Linked DNA regions of Homo sapiens: region 1 is linked to region 2. Evidence: read pairs that join two places in POLR2A ChIA-PET (ENCODE). Cell type or tissue: GM12878. All regions are shown on one strand. Each heading gives the region's core, and the rest is flanking DNA. Links, peaks and the distances in the headings are about the cores only.

The links. Peaks named below come from ENCODE experiments on the same cell type or tissue, not always from the same donor. Only the 100,000 strongest peaks of a DNase experiment are listed, where the experiment ranks them.
Region 1: POLR2A ChIA-PET joins it to region 2 with 23 read pairs; 2 of 35 experiments call an interaction of 5 or more read pairs at or near these places.

Annotation. Positions count from the first base shown.
Region 1 is chrX:13,254,275-13,259,403 of GRCh38, reverse strand. No RefSeq gene overlaps it. Among named protein-coding and RNA genes, the nearest start is that of LINC02154, 47 kb to the left of the region's middle. RefSeq lists enhancers at 1,992-2,041, 4,972-5,091. In GM12878, for the core only: a CTCF peak has its summit at 1,102 (motif pointing left); DNase peaks (open chromatin) are centred at 1,373, 1,593, 2,043, 2,603 and 1 weaker place; H3K4me3 peaks cover 533 bases; H3K27ac peaks cover 2,500 bases.
Region 2 is chrX:13,090,577-13,095,705 of GRCh38, reverse strand. It overlaps LOC105373133 (a long non-coding RNA gene), which reads right to left. Exons shown (of 4, transcript NR_171577.1): 4 at 1-63. Among named protein-coding and RNA genes, the nearest start is that of FAM9C, 49 kb to the right of the region's middle. RefSeq lists an enhancer at 4,790-4,929. In GM12878, for the core only: a CTCF peak has its summit at 2,825; a DNase peak (open chromatin) is centred at 2,965; H3K4me3 peaks cover 758 bases; H3K27ac peaks cover 2,434 bases.

The DNA of each region.
Region 1 (5,129 bases), core at 1,055-3,554, 160 kb before region 2:
GAAACCCTGTCTCTACAAAAAAAATTTAAAAAATTAGCCAGGCATGGTGGCGGGTGCCTATGGAGCTAGCTACTCGGAAGGCTGAGGTGGTGGTACCAGTGGAGGGACTTGACTATGAGTTGTGCAGGTTCTTGGTCTTTTGAACAAAGAATTGGACAAAACATGCAAACAAAGCAATGAAAGGATGAAGCAACAAAAGCACAGATTTATTGAAACCAACGTACACTCCACAGAATGGGAGTGGGCTTGAGCAAGCAGCTGAAAAGCACTGGTTACAGAATTTTCTGGGGTTTGAATACCTTCTAGTGATTTCCCATTGGTTACTTGGTTGTACCTATGTAAATGAAAGAGTGGCCCACGACCAGTTTGATTGGTTGCAGGAGGTGACCAATCAGAGTCTGAAGTGAAGTTACAAAGTTACACATGAAGACTAGTCCTGCGACCAGTCTGATTGGTTGCGGGAGGGGACCAATTAGAGGTACTTTCCATTTTTCATCTGCACAGTGCAAAGGTAGTAACCTCTGATCCTTTCGTTACTTCAGTGTGGAGAGGTGGGGTTTTCCTTTTGATTCAGTTCTAGGAAGTCAGGGCGAATTGGCTTTAGGTAACCTGTCTCCAGACCCTATTCTCCTGCCTCAGTGGGAGGATCACCTGAGCCTAGGAGGCAGAGGTTGCAGCAACCTAAGATCATGCCACTGCACTCCAGCTTGGGTGACAGAGCAAAACCCTGTCTCAAATAATAATAATAATAATAATAAAGGAGCCAGTTTAGTTTGTGTGCCTATAATCCAGAAGAAAGGTGTTTCAGTGTACAGTCAGAGACGATAACCACTAATCCTGCCTCTGGGCTGAGGATGGGACATTGAACAACTGTTTTATTCCTTATTCCTTAGTATTTATTTTATAGAGTTGAATCTCCAACCCCTCATCTACTTACCCACCATACTATCTGTGTAACTACAGTTAACATGCAGTAGCCAAGACAGTGACTCTCAATGTGGGAAGGGGGTGATTTTGTTTCCCAGGGAACATTTGGCAATGTTTGGAGACGTTTTGAGTTATCACAACTGGGGAAGGGGTGCTACTGGCATCTAGTGGGTAGAAGCCAGGGATGCTGCAAAACATCCTACCACGCACGGGACAATGATGCAGTCCAAAATATCAATAGTGCTGAGGTGAAGAAATCCTGGTCTAGAGCAGTGGTTTTCAACCCTCAATGTTCATTAGAGTCACTTGGGAAACTTTAAAAAATCCCTATGCCCTGGTCATTCCCCAGGCCAACTAAATCAGAAACTCTGAGATTGGGGCCCAACCCAGGTTTTGGTGCTTTTTAAAGAGATCTCCAAGTGATTCTAATATGAAGCCAGAGTTGAGAGCTACTGGCATAAAGATAGTCCAAAATATCCTATTCTTAAGCCCTCAACATATCTGACTCCTATGAACATCCATTTTGTGTCTCTCATGCAGTCTTCTGCCAAAACCATGTCCCTGTCTTTTACTTAGTCTATTTGTCACTGCAGGGCTCTTGAAACCTGTCAGACACCTAAATATGGAAACAATAGACACTGGGGACTACTAGATGACAGAGGGAGGGAGAGGGGCTAGCGTTGAAAAACTAACTGTTGGGTCCTATGTTCACCACCCGGGTGAAGGGATCAGATCATTCACATCCCAAACCTCACTATTATGTAATACGCCATGTAACAAACCTACACATGTACTCCATGAATCTAAAAGTTGAAATTATATATATAATATTTATAAATATTAACATATATTTATAAATGTTATGTATACATATACATTATGTATATGTATATGTATATGTATATGTATATGTATATGTATATGTATATGTATATGTATATGTGTGTATATATAGGAACCTGTCAGGCAAAGATAGGTTTTGGCTTTACCCTATCAAACGAAAGGGGATTTCAGAGGGCTTCTCTGGTAAACCACACCGTAGAATGCTTCCTACCCACTGGGGAAACCCAAGTTAAAAATGGTTAACAGGAAATCTAGTTGAGGGATATAATTAGCAATTATTAGCTCTTCGGTGGCTGTATTCATATTACATGAGATTATTCAGTAGCAGGAAAGGCTAGACTTATATCAAGTCTGTTTAGCTTAATAAAGCCAAAAAGAACAGTTGTTTTTGCATTTTTAGGTGGAAAAAACACACATTCTGAAGTTGCTCTTGTTAATTTGTTGAATGTTGTTGGAAAAGATGTTTCGCCAGAAGAAATAAAATTTCATAGTTTTTGTGAGAGATCAAAACACATTGCCTATGTCATCCTTTAATTGTCAAAAGATAATAAACAGAACTTTCTTACCCTGTTTCACTTAAGACTAACAGCTTGGAGGAAAAAAAATCAGAGGCCTTTGTTTTCTGCAAATTCACTGGGCAGCCATGTACAGTCTGGTGGTTCAAAGCTTTCATGATCTGTCCTCTGAGAACTTTGGAAAAACAACCCATGAGTACACAAGACTTTCTTTTTAAATTGGATTATTCTTTAATGAGGGTATGATTTGCTCAGGGTTATGTCAACTCCAAGCACCCTAGTTATGCTTCTTGGTGAGAATGTACAAGCCTCTCAGCACAGCTCAGCTTCTCTCTGTTGCATCTCTATCAAGGTCCTGCCTAGCAACAGCTGAAGGGAGCAGTTGAATGAAGATGTTCATTAATGCAGATGAGTGGCTTGTTGGCACAAGAACTTTCCAGCTAGAGCTGGGGGCAGAGTCCCTGACTCTTTCATCTTAAACACTGTGATACTGCTCACTTTAGGCTGGAGCTTCTCGGTGACATTCGGGGCTGGCCATTCTTAGTTGTGGGGGCCTGTCCTGGGCATTGGAGAATGTTTAGCAGCATCCTTGGGCCCTACCCACTAGATGCCAGTATCACCTCCAAGTGGTGACAACCAAAGATGTCTCTAAACATTGCCAAATGTCCCCTGGGGGACAAAATTACTCCCATTTCAGAACCTTTGTTACAAACTTATCAACTTCTAGCCGATAGTTTCAACAGGGAACTGCTGTAGGGCTTTAAATGTGTGAAACAATGAGATGAGGGAGGGGGCTTGTGATGTGATCTGATTGCTGCTTTGAGACGGTCCCTTGGCTGCTGCTTGCAGGGAGAAAGGAGACAAGAAGGTATTCCAAGAGACTTGCTCAATTCATGGTATTAGTCCAGGAAAGAGGGGATAATGGCATAGAGTGGGATTTTAGCAGTAGGAATGGAGAAGAAAGGAGGCATTGGAGAAATGTTTGGAGAGAGAGCTACAAGCCACCAGAACAAGTTGATGGACTAGAAAATATGTGGACAAAACAGATCAGCATCCAAGATGGCTCTTAGATTGTTGGTGCTCAGTACTACGTACTGACATGTAGAATATAGCAGGAGAAACTGGTGGAATGGGGGAATTCTTGGAGAGGTAGGGAGAATCAAGAATCCTGCTTTGGACGGGGCACAGTGGCTCACACCTGTAATCCCAGCACTTTGGGAGGCCAAGGTGGGAAGATCATTTGAGGCCAGGAGTTTGAGACCAGCCTGGCCAATATGGTGAAACCCCATCTCTACTAAAAATACAAAAATTAGCTGGGTGTGGTGGCACACACCTGTAATTCCAGCTACTCGGGAGGCTGAGGCAGGAGAATCACTTGAACCCAAGAGGCAGATGTTGCAGTGAGCCAATGAGCCAAGATTGCACCACTGCACTCCAGCCTGAGCAGCAGAGTGAGACTTACTCCAAAAAAAAAAAAAAAGAATCCAGGTTTGAGATCTCAATTGCCAGCTCATCAGGGTGAGGAGGTTACTGGGTCCAAGAGTCCTAGAACTCAGGGGAGAGGAGTTGGGAAAATAGGTTTGGTAAGAAGACAGATAATATTTGAAGCTATAGAGAAGTGAGTGTAAATGGAAAAGAATTGAGAACTTTATACTCTTGGCAACTCTATAATTTCGAGCTCCATTTTCAACCCCACCCTGCCACAGATTAGAGGCAACACATTAGAAATGGAAGAGGCTAGCGGAGACTTAGACTAGCTTGATTTAGCAGGAAACCCAGTTAAGTTTGAATTTCACATAAATAGTGAATAATTTTTAACTAAGTATGCTTTGGACATACTCATTTTGTCTCGCAATCCTAAACGGAGACCAACACCAGGGAAAGACGGCAATGTTTGATGATCATGATGTGTGCCTTGAGACACAGCAGATGAAACAATGCTTGACACCTTCTTTGAGAAGATGGGCAAATGTGCAGCATGTTTGAAAATGTATTTCCAAAATGAGATGTGTGACAAAGAGTTAAACATCCCTACAACAACCACAACCACAACCACCCCTGAAGAGGAAGCCTCAACCTCCCAATCCTCTATGCTAGCTACAAAACTATAGCTGAATTTTCTGGGCAACTCCATAGGCCTAAGGGACAAGAAAGCACCTTAGCAGATAGAAGATGTGAGAGCCCATTATTATAACTGGACAAGAAACTCAAAAGCTACAGTAGCTTTTATTGTTATGGCACAAGACACTTTAGAAACAGTTGATTTAACAGTTACTTTATGTTTTGTAGGTGAAGAAACTAAGACCTTGTGATGAGGTGTGCAAACAGTGGAGCCAGATAAAACCCGGGTCTTTTGACTCCTAAGCATAAACTACTCCAGGATTCACCAAGTGTGGGACACAAAATGAGAACACATAGAATATCATGGCCCTTGAGTTAAGCTGTCCTGAAGAACCCTGCTAGGCCATGCATGCTGAGTCATGCAGAGGGGGCCCCCAGGTGGCTCAGGGCAGTGTTCATTGCCTAACCGGCACTGAAGTCCTGTACTTCAATATTTTATCATCCAGTCAGACATGCTGGTGCTTACGAGCTGAATACTGACCTTGTTCCCAACCTATCTTCTATCATGCCTTCTTTTTGTAGGGTCTTGTCTCCTCTTGTCACAAAAACATAGAAATTTCTTTCCAGCACAAACTACCTAAAAGGGAAGGATAAACCAGATTGTCTGCTCTCTTAAGCATTTGTAGACAGACAACTTTTAAATAGAAGTGCATGCATGAGGTTCTAAAAGCTGTACAGGAACAGCAAGTCCCAGCCAGAGATCCTTCTAGAAAGAGAAACTCA
Region 2 (5,129 bases), core at 1,409-3,908:
TATTTGATATCACACAGACATGGCAATTTTTCCCGTGGCAATCCCGGGGTGTCATCTCAGATTCTGTAAGAAAGGACCAAGGAATATATAATTGTATCAAGCTGCCATTTAATGAGGCACTAGATGCATCTCACAGACAAAGGTCAAAGTTTGAGATAGCAGAAGGGTTGGGACTTTAGGTAATCTGAAAACAAGCACTGTGTATCATTAGAAAAATTGTATGAAATGCCTATTTGGGTGAAACGAATTTTACTTGTGATGAGTAATGGCTGTTGTAAAATATACCTTGTAGAGAAACAAGCTTGGACATTTCTGTTCTTCCTTTTAGCATACCAGCCTTCAGTGTTGTGACACTATAGGGTCTTAAAATACTTGCCCCTGTTTATTTGCTTTTGCATAGCTGGTCAGGATTTTGTAGAATTCAGTGGCACTCCAGTGGGGAGCAGCTGGGACTCAGGAATTCACTTTGGAAGGGAGCTGGCAGCTGGGAAGACCAGGCAGTTCTCTTTGTGCTCAGGCCTTAGGAGAGTTGTGCATTTGGCAGGGGAATGAGACTTCTTGGATACTCAGAAAGGACACCACAGAAAGATCTGATTTTGCTCGTTCTACATATTCCACATGCTTTTCACTGCCTGCAACTGTCATTTCAATCAAGTTTTCATTACAGGGGAAATTTTCCTCTTAAAATATTTGCTTTCATAGGAATTCTGTCTGTGTCAGCACTGTGGTCAACCCCAGTGTCAGGAAAGTCCACTTTTAAAGATATGGGTTGGTGTGAATGCATATAAAATGATGTGAGAGTGTATTTACGCAGATGTGAGTTTGCTGGATTCTTCGTACCTCGTGACCCTCTAACTTTCTGTACTGCTGATTCAATTAACCATGCCTGTGGCACAGGAAAGAGATACTCTACTCTTTAAAAAATTAATACAATGAATGGAATTGGGAAAATAAGTGAAGAAAGATTGTAACTGTTTCATTTTTTTTTTCTAAAAAAACCCTTTTTTTCTCATATCCAAATCAAAAATAGTGATACTAACTTCTATTAAGTTAAACAGATGCCTTCTCTACAGCCCAGCAATTTTACTCCTAAGTACATAGCCAGGAGGAGTGAAAGCACAGGTCCATAAAATACACCAGTATTCATAGCAGCTTTATTCACAATATGCCCAAACTGGAAATGATCCAAATGTCCATCAATAGAAGAATGGATAAACAAATTATGGCATATTCTTACAATGGAATAATACACAGCAGATTAAAAAAAGAAAGAATAAACTGATACAATCACCTGGATAAATCTCAAAAACATTATGTTAAGAGAAAGAAGCCAGATGCAAGAGTACATTCTGTACAATTTCATTTATATGAAGTTCACAAACAAGCAAACCTAGTTTATGGGAGTAGAAGTCAGAATAGTGGTTCACTGGAGTGTGAGGGGCATGGGGGTTAATTGACTAGGAAAAGGGAAAAAGGAAGCTTTCTAGAGTGATGGAAAGACATAGATGTTTGTGTGGTCAGTGGTTTCCAGGAGGTATATTTAGGTAAAAATTCATCAAGCTATACACTTAAGATGTGTGCATGTTACTGTATGTAAATTATACCTCCATTGAAAAACAAAACATGGATAATGATAGTTGTTGCAGGGCTTACAGCAAGTATGGGATTACTATTAATAAGCATCAGATTCGGCTTTGTGCTTTTTGGCCACTCGTCATAAAGAGACCTAAGTAATATTTCTCATAGGATGGAGGAAGCACACATTAATCATTGATTGTTTCCTGTGTGCCTGATACTGTGCGCTGGAGGCCTTGGGAGACTTCATAATAAATCAGATCAGGCTCCTGCTCCCCTGTTCTGATGTACAGGCAGTACCTTCTATACCAGGCTGTGAAAAACACTAGACTGTGTTTGAGTGTGATTGTGAGCGTCTGAGTCACAGTCTAGTATAGAAGTTACTGCATGTACATTGGTGACAAAAATTCAAGGTAGAAAGTGACAGGTGACTCAAACAGGTTTGAACCAAGCACTGGGGGTGTCATATGCTTTGCCCGACATTCAGTTGAATTGTTGACTGATAGAGGCCGGTGAGGGGGCAGGTGCCATGTTTTCACAGGAAAGGGTGCTTAAAGGGTGGGATGGGAAATGTAAATGTATCAAGGAAAGTGCAAAGGAAATTTCCATTCCCCTTTTTCTGGCTTTGCCTGCATGGAAGAGTTTGCCCCTCAGCCTCAGAGGATCCATCTGGGGGCCCCAGGAGTCTCAGGGTAGATTAGTCTCCTATGGCTGCAGTAACAAATGACCACCAACTTGGTGGCTTAAGACAACAGTTTATTCTCTCACAGTTCTGGCGGCCAGAATTTTGAAATCAGTCTCGCTAGGCCCAAATCAAGGTGTGGGCAGGGCCACGTTCCCCCAGGAAGCTCTAGGGGAGTATCTGATCCTTGCCTTTTCCAGCTTCTAGTGGCCATCCATATTCCTTGGCTTGTGGCCTCATCACCCCAATTTCTGCTGTTGTTACATCACCTTTTCCATGTGCACGTAGATCTCCCTCTGCCTCCTTCTCTCAAGAATACGTGTGATTACATTTAGGACCCACTCAGATGATACAGGATAATCTCCCCATCTCAAGATTCTTCACTTAATGACATCTGCAAAGACCACCTTTTTTCATAGAAGGCTACCGGGATCAGGATCTGCTATCTTTAGAAGCCATTATTCAGCCTGCTACACAGAGCTAGTGCCGCCCTCCACCCCTGCCCCCTCACTGCCCACTGCCCACCTTGGTCCTGATGCCTGCAAATGGAGGCAAACACTGACCTCTCTCTGTCAGAAACAAACATGCAGTAATTAAAACGCGTGTTCATGGTCCCGCCTTCTCTCTTTCACCTTCTGCATAGTTGTATGGGCTGCCAGCTTCCTGGTTGCAGAATGACTCTTTGAAGAAGCCCCAGACGGAGCTTCCTCAGAGCTGTGGGTGGAATGTGCCCAACCAAGACTTGAGGGCAGGGCTTCTCACCGCAGCACTTTGTGGCAGGAGCTGTGCTGTGCGTTGTAGGATATTTAACAGCATCCCTGGCCTCTACCCACTAGATGCCAGTAGCACCCTCGCCTCCCCAACCCAGCTGTGGCAACCTAAAATGTCTCTAAACATTGCCAAACATCTCCTGGAGGGCCAAATGGCACCCAGATGAATCCCACTGCTCTACAGAGTGAAGTGGGGCCTCTCTGGCCCTGGGGGGTGGGGCTGGGCTGCTTTGCCACCCTTCTCTTTTCTAGGTCTCTTGAGTTTTGAGAACATGGAAGGGCCATGTTGCTGGGTCTCTAGTCTAGCCCCTTTGTCCTCAATCCTGCTGGGGAGGGGCTTCTAGAGCTGGGTTTCCCAAGACTAGGAATAACTGGGGCCCTGAATGAAGGGCTCAACTGGTGGATCCCAGGATCCCCTCTGACCAGACAGTTCTGGACCTGAGACAAGCTGAACAACCTCTCAGTTTTCTTTCCTTAGGGTCCTGAGAGGCAGTGGAAGTTGGTGTCTTGGACACTGGGGTCCCCGGGGGCATTCTATACTACTTACAGCCTCTGTTCTTGGTAGTAAACCCAAGAGAACATCTCAGTGGAGTAGAGCAAAGAGGCTAAGAGTGAGGGGCTTTGGCAGCTGACTGTTCAGAGTGGATTCTTAGTTCCACTCCTTATAAGCTCAGGCACCTGGGGCAAGTTACATGCACTGCCACAGTTTCTTCACTGCAAAATGTGGATAGAATTGAATCTCCTTCATAGGATTGTGGTGAGAATGAAATGGATGATACATATCAAGTGGTCAATAAATAGTCACTTAAAATGAGAATAACTTTTATCATATTTGTGTCTTATCTCTCTGTAAGATTTGATCATCCTCCTCAAGCAACCCCTAAGAAGATATTTCAAAGGGTGCATTTAGTTCTTGCCATCTCTGAGAAATGGATCTCTCCTACACATACATTATAGATAAAATACAATCATCCATGTGACATTCTGTGTTCTTCAATATCCCCATAATCTCATAAGCCTCTCCTGGTCAGTACTGCACAGGCCGAAACTAGATTCGGTTTTCTATGTACTTTCCTGTAGCCAGAAGCTACAGTTAAAGCTTGTTTAAAAAAAAAAAAAAAAGTAAAAACGAAGTTTTCTACACTGGCTGCTCCTTTCTTTGCTTTGAAGCTAGACTGTAAGTTCACAGGTAGCCCCAAATGCATAAAGATAAGGCTTCCTTTATAACAAGGAAAGAGAGAGAGAGACAAATCCCAAAGGCTTGCTTTTCACTCACATATATTATAAATTTAGTTGGATGAAGCAAGATTACAGCCAAATATGGGCAGAACATGCAGAGAAACCTTAACTGTGATTGGCTCTTAACTTTGCCCCAAAAGAAGAACATTGTGGTTTAAACATCGCCGTCCCAGGAAGTCTTGAAATCAACTGAAGGGTTTTTCAAATTTGTTCTTCATCATTTAAACCAGACCCAAGCCCACTCTCATTGGTTGCTGGAGGAGCTGAGACTGAAGTCTGTGCTGACATTTTCAACCCTCGTTTGACAGGATAATTAGAGGAGAAGCCCCCGGTGTTGGTGACATTTGAGTCTCAAGAGCTTCCAATCCCAGTGTTGGATTGAATTTCAGTTTTCTTTCTTGCCACGCTGCCAATTTGTACTGCTGTAAGCTGACCAGCTTACACACTGAAAAGCAAAACGCAGTTCAGCTGGTTTTAAAAGACCCATTGACAGCCCAGGGCTTGTAAAACGATGTGTACGGGTAGCTTCAGCTGGCCCCTGTAAGAGATGGCCTGAGATGATAAAATGCTTTGCAACTTAAATTTCCACCAAGTGTTTTAAAACATTGGGGTTTGTTTCAGGCCTTGTGTAATTCTTTGTTATCTGCAACACAGGCGTTCTTTTTGCTCTTGTGATCAGATCATGAATCTCTTGCACAATCAGCCCAAGAGCTCTGTAAGGATGAAGACTGTTAACTCTAGCTTTGTTACATTAGAGGCAACCCAAGGCTTCATTTGATAGCCATCTGAGACAGACAATGTGGCCCGCCAAGGCCACAGCTGTACTTTCCTACCAGTCATTTGCACAGGCTATCAGAGGGCCT